Linked DNA regions of Homo sapiens: region 1 is linked to region 2. Evidence: chromatin contacts called from ENCODE Hi-C or POLR2A ChIA-PET data. All regions are on one chromosome and are shown on one strand. Each heading gives the region's core, a stretch centred on a gene start or an enhancer-like site at or near the end of the contact. The rest is flanking DNA. Distances are from core to core; before and after follow the strand shown.

Region 1 (5,578 bases), core at 2,952-5,451, 300 kb before region 2:
TAATACGTAATAGATGGTGTTCACAGCACGATAAGGCCGTAAGCAGACTGTTCTGTTGGGGCAGTTTAGAGATAGCAGGAAAAGCTTCATGGAGGAGGTGACAATTGAATTATGTCTTGAAGGATGTGTAGGAGGGTCCCAGACAGAAAATGGGGATTGTAGGCAGAGTACAAAGGCACGGAGCTGTGAGCAAGGGGAGGGTGGCAGAGAGCTGCTTGGTGAGGCCGACACGTGTGTGGGTGGGTGGTCTGAGTGGGACAGGTGGAGGCCGGCCTTGGTGGGCCCCTGTAGGAGTGGAAGTGGAATGCCATAGAGTGGGGCTCTGGAGCCTGGACTTCAGCAGGTGCTGCCCCCTTGAGGCTGGGGCCTGGCCCCCCGCACAGACTGTAGCCCAGGATAGCCTTTTGTATGAAGTTGGGGGTCCCAGGGTCACTCTGTCTTAGCCCTGCTTTGGCCAGCAAGGCCAGCACGGTCGGCAGCTTTCTCTCAAGCGGGAGTTCTGAATTTATCCTCTCCTGATGGGAGTTCTCCCTGTCACATCAACATTGAGTCTGGGGGAATCACAAAATCATTTTCTTCTTTTTTTTTTTTTTCAGAGATGGTATCTCATTCTGTTGCCCAAGCCGGAGTGCAGTGGCATAATCATAGCTCACTCCAGCCTTGAACTCCTGCCTCAGCCTCTGAGTAGCTAGGACTATAGGCATGCATCACGATGCCCAGCTAATTTTTTAAAAAATATTTTACAGAGATGAGGTCACCCTATGTTGCACAGGCCTTGAGTGATCCTCCTGCCTCAGCCTCCCAAAGCTCTGGGATTTATAGCCATGAGCCACTGTGCCAGGCTGGAGCCCCTTTTCAAAGAGGGCGTGGGGCAAAATGCCTGGGAAAAGCCCATTAGGTATAAGGGGGTTATTCCTTGCTTCTCACAAATAATCCCTTTAACTCCCTCTCCTATTCCCCAAGAATGGGAATCACACCTGTTGGAGGAGGTGATACCAAAGGTTTGCATTTGCACATGAGGGGGTGCCCTGAAGCCAGGACTGGGCGGTCAGTGCCTCCAGCTACACGTTATCTTCTCAAACTCTTTGGCCATCCATTCTGGAGGAGTTTGTTTTGTTCCTCTCTGCAGCACTCCCAAGTGGGACATTCTGGGGTTAAAGAGCCTTGGTTACACATTTCCGGAGAGATTTTGCCCTGTTCACTTATCCATATGGCATCCCTGAATTCCCTCTCTGCCCTGTTTTCTGCAGCTTTCTGGAACATTCCACTGGGGCCCCGCCCACTTCCACTGCATCACCTGCCACTTTGTGCAGAGCACTGGCTCTGGAGTCAGGCAGCATTGGGTCTAGTTGCTGCCCTTGCCCTTGACTAGCACGACCCTGGGGAAGTACCTCACTGAGACTCAGTTTGCTTATTTGTCAAATGGGAATAATAATGCCTGCCTCAAAAAACCCAAACCCCAGCCTTGCTGGGTTGTGAGGCTTCAGTGAGGTGAGAAGCAATTAGCACAGAGCCTGGCACATGACAAGGGTGCAATAAATGCCAGCATGACTGCCTTTCACCCGTATCTCCTGCCAAGCCTGTCTCTCGAGCTTTGGATTCATGTCTTCAACTTGGCCCAGACTTCTGGCCAGATCCTCCCTCCTGTGCCAGGTGCTCCGCATGACCCAAACCAAACATATCACACCCCTCACAGATCTCCCTGCCCTGCTTGTCCAGGGGACACCCCACCCACCCAGCTACCCAGCCAGGAGCTTGCACATCGCACCAAATGTCTCTGCCTTGGTTTGGGTTCTTGCCACATCTCAATAGCATCTAGCAGTCAGCCATTCTGTTGCACTCCACTCTTCGTGCCCCTCTCCACGACCCTCCTCCCTCATCCTCGCATTGCCTATCCGCCTGACATCCTTGTGCACAACTGGGTGATTCCTAAACGTTGGGATTTCACGGGTCTGTAAAATTTCAAAAACAATTCTGGGGACCAATTAAAGTTGCTAGCTTTTTTTTTTTTTTTTTGAAACGGAGTTTCGCTCTTGTTGCCTAGGCTGGAGTGCAATGGCGTGATCTCAGCTCACCGCAACCTCCACCTCCTGAGTTCAAGCAATTCCCCTGCATCAGCCTCCTGAGTAGCTGGGATTACAGGCATGCGCCATCATGCCCGGCTAATTTTGTATTTTTAGTAGAGACGGGGTTTCTCCATGTTGGTCAGGCTGGTCTTAACTCTTGACCTCAGGTGATCCACCCACCTCGGCCTCCCAAAGTGCTGGGATTACAGGCATGAGCCACCGTGCCCGGCTGGTTGCCAGCTTTTAATTTTGCTAAGTAAGGACATAAAATGTAACAAGTAAGTGATAAATAACTATTAGCATTTACCATCACCATAATTTCATAAAAGAAAGGATGCTTGGTCAGGCGTGGTGGCTCAGGCCTATAATCCCAGCACTTTACGAGGCTGATGGGGGAGGATTGCCTGAGCCCAGGAGATAGAGACCAGCCGGGCACCATAAGGAGACCCTGTCTTTACAAAAAAAAGTTAAAAAAAAATTAGTTGGGCATAGCAGTGCACACCTGTAGTCCTAGCTAAGTGGGAGGCTGAGGTGGAAGGATCACCTGAGCCCAGCAGTTGGAGGCTGCAATGAGCTATGATTGCACTACTGCACTCCAGCCTGGGCAACAGAGGGAGACCCTGTCTTAACAACAAAAAGACTCCTTAACTGCCCCCCACACCCGCCCCCCCCAAATGAGGAAGGGTGAAACCTCAAAATGAGGGGCGCTTTTGGCACCCAGACACTGTGGAGATTTGTACACACAGCCTTTTCTGTACTTGTCTCCACTAGGCTTCTCTCCACAGACCATCCCGGGTGGCATTTGGGACCCAGCTGGAGGTGAGTCATTTCTCCTCAGGAGGCTCCTCAGTGAGGTTTATTTATTTGTTTCTACACGAATAGAGGAGCAGTGATGAGCTGTCTGTTGGGTGGTTTAAAGGCTGCGAGGAAAGGTGTGAAGTAGGGTCCCCTTGCTCAGCACGCAGGAGCTGCCTGGCGCCACTGAGCCTGTGGGTCCCACGGTCTCTCCTCCCCTCTTCCTGTGGCTTTGTGGTTCATTACCACTTTAACCCCAGAAACCTGAGCCGCCAGAGGTTACTGGGCATTCTCTGGGCCACAGGCTGTGTTGGGGGTCAGGACTGAGAGTAGAAACTTTCTTCCTGAAGCATCTGTCTTGAGTATAGTATGGGGAGCCTTTAAAAAACCCTAATGACAGCTGGGCGCGGTGGCTCACACCTGTAATCTCAGTACTTTGGGAGGCTGAGGCGGGCGGATCACCAGGTCAGGAGATCAAGACCATCCTGGCTAACACGGTGAAACCCCGTCTCTACTAAAAATACAAAAAATTAGGCGGGTGTGGTGGTGGGCGCCTGTAGTCCCAGCTACTCAGGAGGCTGAGGCAGGAGAATGGCTTGAACCCAGGAGGCGGAGCTTGCAGTGAGCTGAGTTTGCGCCACAGCACTCCAGCCCAGGCGACAGAGCGAGACTCGGTCTCAAAAAAAAAAAAAGCCCTAATGACTGGGTCCCATTTCCATGGTTCTGAGGCAACAAGCAAGGTGGAGCCTTCAAGGCTCCAGACGAAGCTGACTCTGGCGGGGTTTGGAAAACTGCTGAACTGCACGAGCATCCATGGGCAGCCATATTTTCTATTTAGGGCTGCCCCATCTTCTTCTTGTTTTCTTCTTTTTTTTTTAGAGATGAGGTCTCACTATGTTACCCAGGCTGGTTTCAAACTCCTGGCCTCATGGGATTCTCCAGCCTCAGTCTCCCAAAGTGCTGGGATTACAGGTGTGAGTCCGGCCTGCCCCCATCTTCTTTGTCTTCTGATTTTAGCTTTCATTCTAGTGCCTCCATGCCCTCAGGTCATCCTTTAGATACCCTGGGCTATAAGTGTGTAACTGTCCTCTGCTGGGCTGGGAAGAACGCAAAGGAACAATAAACTGGGTCCCTCCCATGAATTCTAGGTTCAATTCAGGTCGCACTTGCTGTGCGGCCTTGAACAAGTCGCTTTCCCTCTCCGGGCCTCTGTTTCCCCTCTGTACAATTGGAAGAGTGGATGCATTCTTATACTTCCTCTGGTGCTGCTGGTGTGTGGTTTCCCCCTTACTGGTGATGGCATACTCCAGGAATTCTGGAAACCCTCCCTGACGCCGAAGCAGGGTCACCCTCTCCCCGCCTCCTTGCTAGTCCTTACTCCTGGCCCAGCGAGGCTCGTGATTTTTGTTTAAACCATTCTGTGGAATTTTAGAATTCTTGATGGAAAAATGATGAGCTGACAAGAAAATGTTTTGAAATCCAGAGCATTCCACTCACTGCCTGTTACGGTTAAGGCCCAGGCTTTCGCTTGGATACTTAGCCTCCTCTTGCCTTGGGGTTTCCGCAGAAACACTGTTCCCGTGCAGGGGGAGGGAGCCGTGAGGGTGCCTGGTCCACATCCCTGCTGCTGCAATGTGTACTAAACCCATACAGGCAAATGAATATTTATTTGTTATATATTTTTTATTGCAAAAAGGTGCATAGAAGGAAATTGAAATAGTGCTTATCTCTGGTGATGTGTATCTTTCCATTTTCTTCTTCCTGTGTGCAAATATATAGTATTATGATATATACTGTGTTACACAATAATCATAAAAATATATTTCTTTAGAAAGTTTGAATCAAAATACATAGAATTTTTCTTGTCTTGCATTCTTCATACAGCATTATGTCATGTCTTCAATGTTTTTCTAAAATATTTTTGGCCAGACGTGGTGGCACACGCCTGTAGTCCCAGATACTTGGGAAGCTGAGATGGGAGGATCACTGAAGCCCAGAAGTTAAAGCTACAGTGAGCCATCATCATGCCACTGCACTCCAGCCTGGCGACGGAGCGAGACCCTGTCTCAAAAAATATATAATAATTGGCCAGGCACGGTAGCTCATGCCTGTAATCCTAGCACTTTGGGAGGCCAAAGCGGATAGATCACCTGAGGTCAGGAGTTCAAGACCAGCCTGGCCAATATGGTGAAACCCTGTCTCTACTAAAAATACAAAAATTAGCTGGGTGTGGTGGTGGGCGCCTATAATCCCAACTACTTGGGAGGCTGAGGAAGAAGAATCGCTTGAACCCAGTAGGTGGAGGTTGCAGTGAGCCGAGATTATGCCACTTCACTCCAGCCTGGGCAAAAGAGTGAAACTCCATCTCAAAAAAAAAAAAAAAAATATATATATATATATATATATACACACACACACACACACACACACACATATATATATACACACATACATATATATACACATACATATATATACACATACACATATATATATATACACATACATATATATATATAAAATAAATTTTAAAAGTTTCTGCATTATGTAGTTATGTCATAATTTCTACAGCTAGTCCCTTACGGTTGGATATTTGGTTATTTCCAGCATGCTGTTTTTTGTTTTGTTTTGTTTTGTTTTGTTTTGTTTTGTTTTGTTTTTGAGACGGAGTTTTGCTCTTATTGCCCATGCTGGAGTGCAATGGCATGATCTCGGCT
Region 2 (5,919 bases), core at 2,614-5,113:
GATAAGAGCTGTTACCTGATTTTACAGTGAATCAGTGCAAAGCTCCAGTGCGTAACTGACCTAACTAACTTCTCACAGCAACTAAGCGAAAAGACTGGGACTGAAACCTGTATTTTTTCGGCTGCTAAAGATGGCAATTGTAGTGAGCTGGGCACAGGGTGGGGCGTGGAGGCAGCACCCGTGTGCCTGGGCAGGAACCATTCTAGCTTGGCAAAATACCCGCTCAGCCACTGCCAGTAGGTGATGGCCGGGAGGCTCTGTATGTGACTGGCATTCGAAGCTATTAGAAGCCTGAATTAGAAGCTATTATGAAAGGAAAGAGACTTTCATGGAGTCCTGGGTTTTATTCCCATTCCCAGCTCTGCCTTTGTCCAGGTCCCCAATATAATCAACTTCTAATTATCAAGTACCTTCAGCATGCTAGGGCATGTGATTCCAGCTTTATGGAGAAAATGGGGTGAAATCATCATTTCTTAAGGGTATTATGAGTTCCTTTAGTTTAGGAGCATTTCAGAAATGCTTGAGGCGTGTGAAAGAATCCCATTGAAATTCAAAGGCAGCTGAGGAATAAATGGCCTAGGGTGACTTCAGGGCTATTACTGCTTGTGCCAGTGGGTGAATTCACATTAAGGCAAAAAAAAAAAAAAAATAGTTCGTTCTTTTCTCAAAAACAATTTCCCTTATAAACATCTTAAAATGTAAAATAAATGGCTTTGAAGACTCAGGGCTGATCACAAGCCTATCAAACCACGTGCCCAGGACACCACATGCATGTATAAAGCCACCCCTCCATCCACTTCACCTCTGTGTCCTATTTTTCAAGAGTTGGCTTTGAATTTAGGAAAATAACGACGTTTTCCTCTACCAGGTAATTCAAGGTAACAGCCCTGGATCTTTCCAAGGCAACTCTAAATCTAGTCTTTTATTTCCAGCCCTAAGAACTAACAGCATGGTGCAAGGCCTCCAGTTATTTTTAAAAGGAGAGAAAACCAGCACCACCAGAGCACAATGGCTCCAACAAACAAATGCGACTTGCCGCCAAACAACCACAGCTTGTTCTTGCTCTGTGAAAACGAGAGTTTGGTTGGTGTGGCTTTTTCTCACCGAGGTGGTGGCATCTCTGTCTCCATTAGTGGTTTCCTGTAGAAGCTTCTGAGAAACTCTGGAAGAGGTGGGACAGCTGGCTGGTGTCACACAGCTGGATGCAACCTCTGCAGGCCTCAGCGGGGAAGCTTCAACACCAGCACTGGCCAAGCTTTTCTTGGAGTGTGTTTCTCTTCTCTTGGGTCTCTTGGTCTTGCTCAACTTCTCCACCTTGCAAATGGATGCACCATTTGAGGGAAGCCAGCTGCCATTCCTTCCACAGTCCATTTTCTTCTTAGAGGGAAGCACTGTCAACCTCTTTGAAATTAAAAACCAGATGGCTCATCTGGCAAATCCTTCTGAGTCAGTTTCTCAATTTGCAATGTTTTCTTTCTTCTTATTAAAAAAATATTTCCATGTTTCCTGATTTGGAAATGTTTAATAAAATGCATGAAAATGGAGAAAAATAATATGCTTGGAAGAAGCACTGTTCCCATGGGAAGCATGTCTTCCACGGTATCTGGAGATGGCGTGGCAGAGATGGCATGGGCAGAGAGTCCAACAGACGGGGGTTTGGATCCCAGCCCTGCCACCTGTTAGCTGTGTGGCCTAGGGAAGGCGCTTACCTCTCTGTGTCTTGGGCTTCACTTCTGTAAAATGAAGCAGTAAAACCTTGCACGGGACTAGTGAAAAATATAAAACTCTGCATAGTGCCTGACACAAATTTTGGAACTTAGTAAATGAGTTCATTTGGTCAGCAATAGGAATGAGCCCCCTCCTGTGTGCCTGGCTTGGTGCCTACTTGGGAACTTAGAGTTCTAGGAAGAAGGCAGACACCAAGCAACACCAAGGCAAAAAAGGGCCGCGTTACAATGGAGACAAGTGATGCCAAGTTGGGGCACGGGGCCACTGCGCAGGGGACACACGGCTATCTCAGAGGAGCAGGTATGGGTTGGGATGACAGTGCTGCGGGTGGAGTGGCAGGCTCAGGAGAAGGCTGAGGTGAGTTGGAGGGAGAAGCAGGGCGGGGAAAGAACTCTGAGCATCTTCTCAAAGTTGCCAGTGCTGGGGTTTAATAAGCAGAACCCCGTGAACTCACAGGCACAGCTGGCCTGCACTGTTACTCTTGCCCCAAACCCCTCCATCTTCTTCCTCCTTCTCCTCTATTTTTCCTGCCTTTGCCCCTCTCTGTTCTTTCTTCTTCTCTTTCATGCTTCTTTTTCTTTTTTTCTCCTTTGAAGCACTGTCTCCACCTCCCTCTCATCTCTCCTCTCTTGTTTTCCCTTTCACTTGTTCAGTCTCTCTCCCACCCTCCCCTGTGAGGACCCACAGAGGAAGCTCTGCCCTAGAGGGAAAGGGTTTCTGCCTCCAAGGAGCTGGCTATCCCTTGGGGACATCAGTCTTTGTTTGCTTCAGGTTGATTTTGCTTAATCAGCAAACTTGCATTTTGCACCCACTGGGTGGCCAGATACAGATGGCATCAAATGTCACCAGGCAGAATCCTGTGCTGTAAAGTGGGGAGGGTAACATCTGGAGTAGGTGCATGGGTCCCCCCAACGTGGGACATCTCTGGAGGGGTGGCAGGTAAACTAAGCTCAACCGATCCCCAACTCTGCTCATTACCTGCCCTCTCCCTGCTGCCCAGGTCCCCTGCAACCCCGGCCCTCTTCCTCCTGCACCTCCTATTCGTGGGCAGTCCCACCAGCTATCCAGCCAGCCACACTAGGACACCAGACACTGTTCCTGAGCTTCCTCCCCATCACTCCACATCCAGTGAGTCAGTCCGGTGGAGGTTGGCTCCTCTAGCTCTCTCAAAACTGCCCTTGCTCTTCATCCCAGCCACCACTGTACCCAGGGGTGGTGGGGGCAGCATTCTGTTACTACAGCAGCCTCCCCAGCTGGTGTCCCGTCTTCCCCTCAAATCCCCCTTCCACACTGCAGCCAGGGAAATCTTTCTGAAACTCCAGACCCTCCCCTGCTCCCAATCTACCAGTGGCTCCCCCTCTCCTAGGTGTGGGAAGAGGAGAGGGGACGTTCTCAGCCTCTGCACAGCGACACACTGGGGCAGACAAACAGTCTCTCTGGGGCTAATAGTAGTTGAAGGATTGACATTTGTGAACGATTTATTTTTTTTGTTATGGCAGTTTCAAGGCTATCCTGTGATAATATCACTCTCGCTATCTGGTACTCTGATTTGCTTTCTTCAGTGGAAAGGAAGGGCCGGGACTCCAGCTAGCCTGATGGAAATGATTTATAACCTGGGGCACACCCACAGCAGAAGTCGGCTGTCTGAATATCATCTCTCCTGCATCGCTGGAATCAAAGAAACAAGTACATAAATAAGGTTGGAAACTGTTGGCTGATAGAAGAGTCATTCCAAAATCCTTAGGCTGGTGAAAAAGGCCCGTGCCTGCTCCTGTAGCGTTGAGTGCACTGCCGCATCTTATGACACCCCAGCAAGCAACTGCTTATTCTCTCCTCCAATCCATGCTCCCCCACCTCCGAGCTTCCCTCATGCTGGCCCCTCTGCCCGGAGGCCCCTTAGGCCTAGGAAATCACCTCCTCCGGAAAGCCGTCCCGGATCAAGTGCCCTCTGTGGAGCCCCTTCTTCCCCATTCTCCCTCACTTCTCACCACCGGCTCTTGGCCATCTCCACCCCCAGCACCAGCCTCCATTGGTTGGTTGGTTTGTCGGTCGGCAGGTGCTGAGAAAGCTGGTCAGAGCTACTGAAGGAAGCTGTGAATGAACAAGGACTTAGGGGAAAGTGACGTTTAAACCTGGTCTCATCTCACTCCCTGCTGTGGGCCTCTGCTTTCTGTTTAAAGCCATTCTGGGTCTCTGCTTGCTCTCACAGCTGCTGTCTGTCTGTGGTTTTCATTGAGCTCCACCCGCCCGGGGCCCTCAGTCTGCCGCCCGCGCCTGCAAGCTTTCTCTCTCCTGGTTGAGCCTTTCCCGACATCTGCCATCAGTCACAGAGCGTGACTTGGAAGCAAAGGGGCTTCACAGTTCATCGTTTTTTATATACAGAGAGAAGAACAACAGTAGTTGGGATTCTTGCAAAATACTTCCTCAAAGATCTTAGAGATGATCTACTTCTCATTTCATTTTATTTCTGGGGCTATCTCTGTGTGGTAGGTAAGACTGGATGCTAATCTTATTTGAAGAGATAACAATAATCACTATCATTTCTCAAGTGCCAATCACGTGCCATGTGGGCCAAAGCTTTATGCGCATTACTGAATTTAATCCTCAAAAAACAAGACTCATAACTGTCACTTCCTATTTTACTGAATTGGAAAATTAGACCAGGTGCAGTGGCTCATGCCTGTAATCCAAGCACTTTGGGAGGCTGAGACAGAAGGATCCCTTGAGCCCAGGATTTCAAGACCAGACTGGGCAACATAGTGAGATGCTGTCTCTACAAAAAATGAATAAAATTAGCAGGGCATGGTGGTACGTGTCTATAGTCCCAGCTATTCTGGAGGCTGAGGTGGGAGGATCACTTGATTAATTACTAGATTAGGAAACTTGCACAAAATAAAACATCAATTGAGTGGCAGGGCCCGAGTGTGTGCTTGGACTTGCCTGCATCCACAGCCCTGTCTTTGACCATATTGCACCTTGGAGGAGCCCTGTCTTTGACCATATTACACCTTGGAGGAGGTGGAGACCTAAAAAGGGAGGTGAGATGAGTGGAGAGACTGGTGGGGATTCTCTCTCTCTCAGGTATCTCATCCTGGATCTGTGTTATAATGAGCCATGCTTCCCAGGAGAGTAAGACAGAGCCAGGGCTGCCCTGTTCAGCAGCATAGGTTGCGCACTGTGCAACTCCAAGGAGTGCCAGTCACGAAGACTTCAATGTGAATGGCACCCCCTGGAGGGAAGTGCTGCATAGGCAGTGCTCCTGGCAAGAGCCCTAAAGAAAAGACGGGTGTCTTGCTCTTCTCAGTTATGCTTTCCAAAGATAATTAAAGGCAGGCAGCTCCCCAGGCAAGCAAATGTTGTGGAAGGCACACAAAGCTGCAGCCTCACCTAGGCAGGGTTAGTGTGGGAAGGACGTGGGAATCACCCTGTGACCAAGAACAAAGAGGAACAGCACAGAACAAGTACCCTGGGAAGGAATTTTCTTGTTTTTGTTTCCCAGAGCAGTGGGGTTCCCAGGGCAGGACGTGGGAGCTCTGGTTGGGCGTCTTTCCCTGCCACAGAGAAGACAGGGTGCCAAGGAGGAGCCTGGGACGTCAGGGCGAGTGGGAAGAATTCTGACTCAGCAGAGGTTGCAAAGTAGCCCCCAGGGAATCAGAGAGAGAGGAAGATAGAGAAAGAGAGGGACAGGGATGGAGACAGAGACAATGGCTGGAAGGGGAGGAGTCTGAGGGCAAGGGCACCTGGGTGAGGGTCTGGCCTGAGCATGAGGGGCCTGAGGACAGGGATATGCACAATAATGCCCTGACCCGGGGTCCCCACGGCCGTGGGGCTTGGGGAGACTACGGGATGCTCCCGGACCACAAGCAGCCTGCCCAGGGAGTGCAGCTGTCCCTGACCTCTCGCCTCTTTCCATAGGCCTGGGCTACGCAGAAAGGCACATTTCCCTGCTTTCTGGGAGTGGGCTCTGGCCAAGTGAAGCGTCACGAAGTCTGGGATGGGAGTAGTTTCTCAGGGGCTGGTCCGGCCCCAACTGCCCACAGCCAAGTCACCTGAGCCTTGGTTTACATGATTAACTGAAAATTCTGGTACACGTCAGGAATAAAGCTAATTCCGAAGGTCAACACTATATGGAGAAAGGAATGGAGACAGCCAGTCGCACACACTTTTCCCTCAGAAGGGCCTTTCTTGCTG

The links. A loop is a pair of places that touch in the nucleus more often than their neighbours do. ChIA-PET counts read pairs that join two places held with the same protein, here RNA polymerase II (POLR2A). Pooled maps may share reads with other maps.
Region 1: a loop to region 2 is called in a map with no recorded cell type, with 9 times the contacts of the local background. The contact joins two enhancer-like sites. A Hi-C loop is called at or near these places in 1 of 37 single-sample maps with no recorded cell type and 2 of 50 pooled maps. POLR2A ChIA-PET finds 5 or more read pairs at or near these places in 2 of 52 experiments (activated CD8-positive, alpha-beta T cell and activated naive CD4-positive, alpha-beta T cell).

What each region holds. Positions count from the first base shown.
Region 1 is chr1:154,442,210-154,447,787 of GRCh38, forward strand. All of the region lies in intron 6 of IL6R (interleukin 6 receptor), which reads left to right. Among named protein-coding and RNA genes, the nearest start is that of IL6R-AS1, 38 kb to the left of the region's middle. RefSeq lists a silencer at 327-426 and an enhancer at 3,076-3,575. Within about 2 kb of position 4,202, at least 3 of the 41 ENCODE cell types and tissues checked have a DNase peak (open chromatin) inside an H3K27ac peak, as active enhancers do.
Region 2 is chr1:154,744,293-154,750,211 of GRCh38, forward strand. The region is part of intron 3 of KCNN3 (potassium calcium-activated channel subfamily N member 3); the gene reads right to left. Among named protein-coding and RNA genes, the nearest start is that of KCNN3, 120 kb to the right of the region's middle. RefSeq lists enhancers at 4,001-4,210, 5,106-5,609 and a silencer at 4,859-4,908. Within about 2 kb of position 3,864, at least 12 of the 41 ENCODE cell types and tissues checked have a DNase peak (open chromatin) inside an H3K27ac peak, as active enhancers do.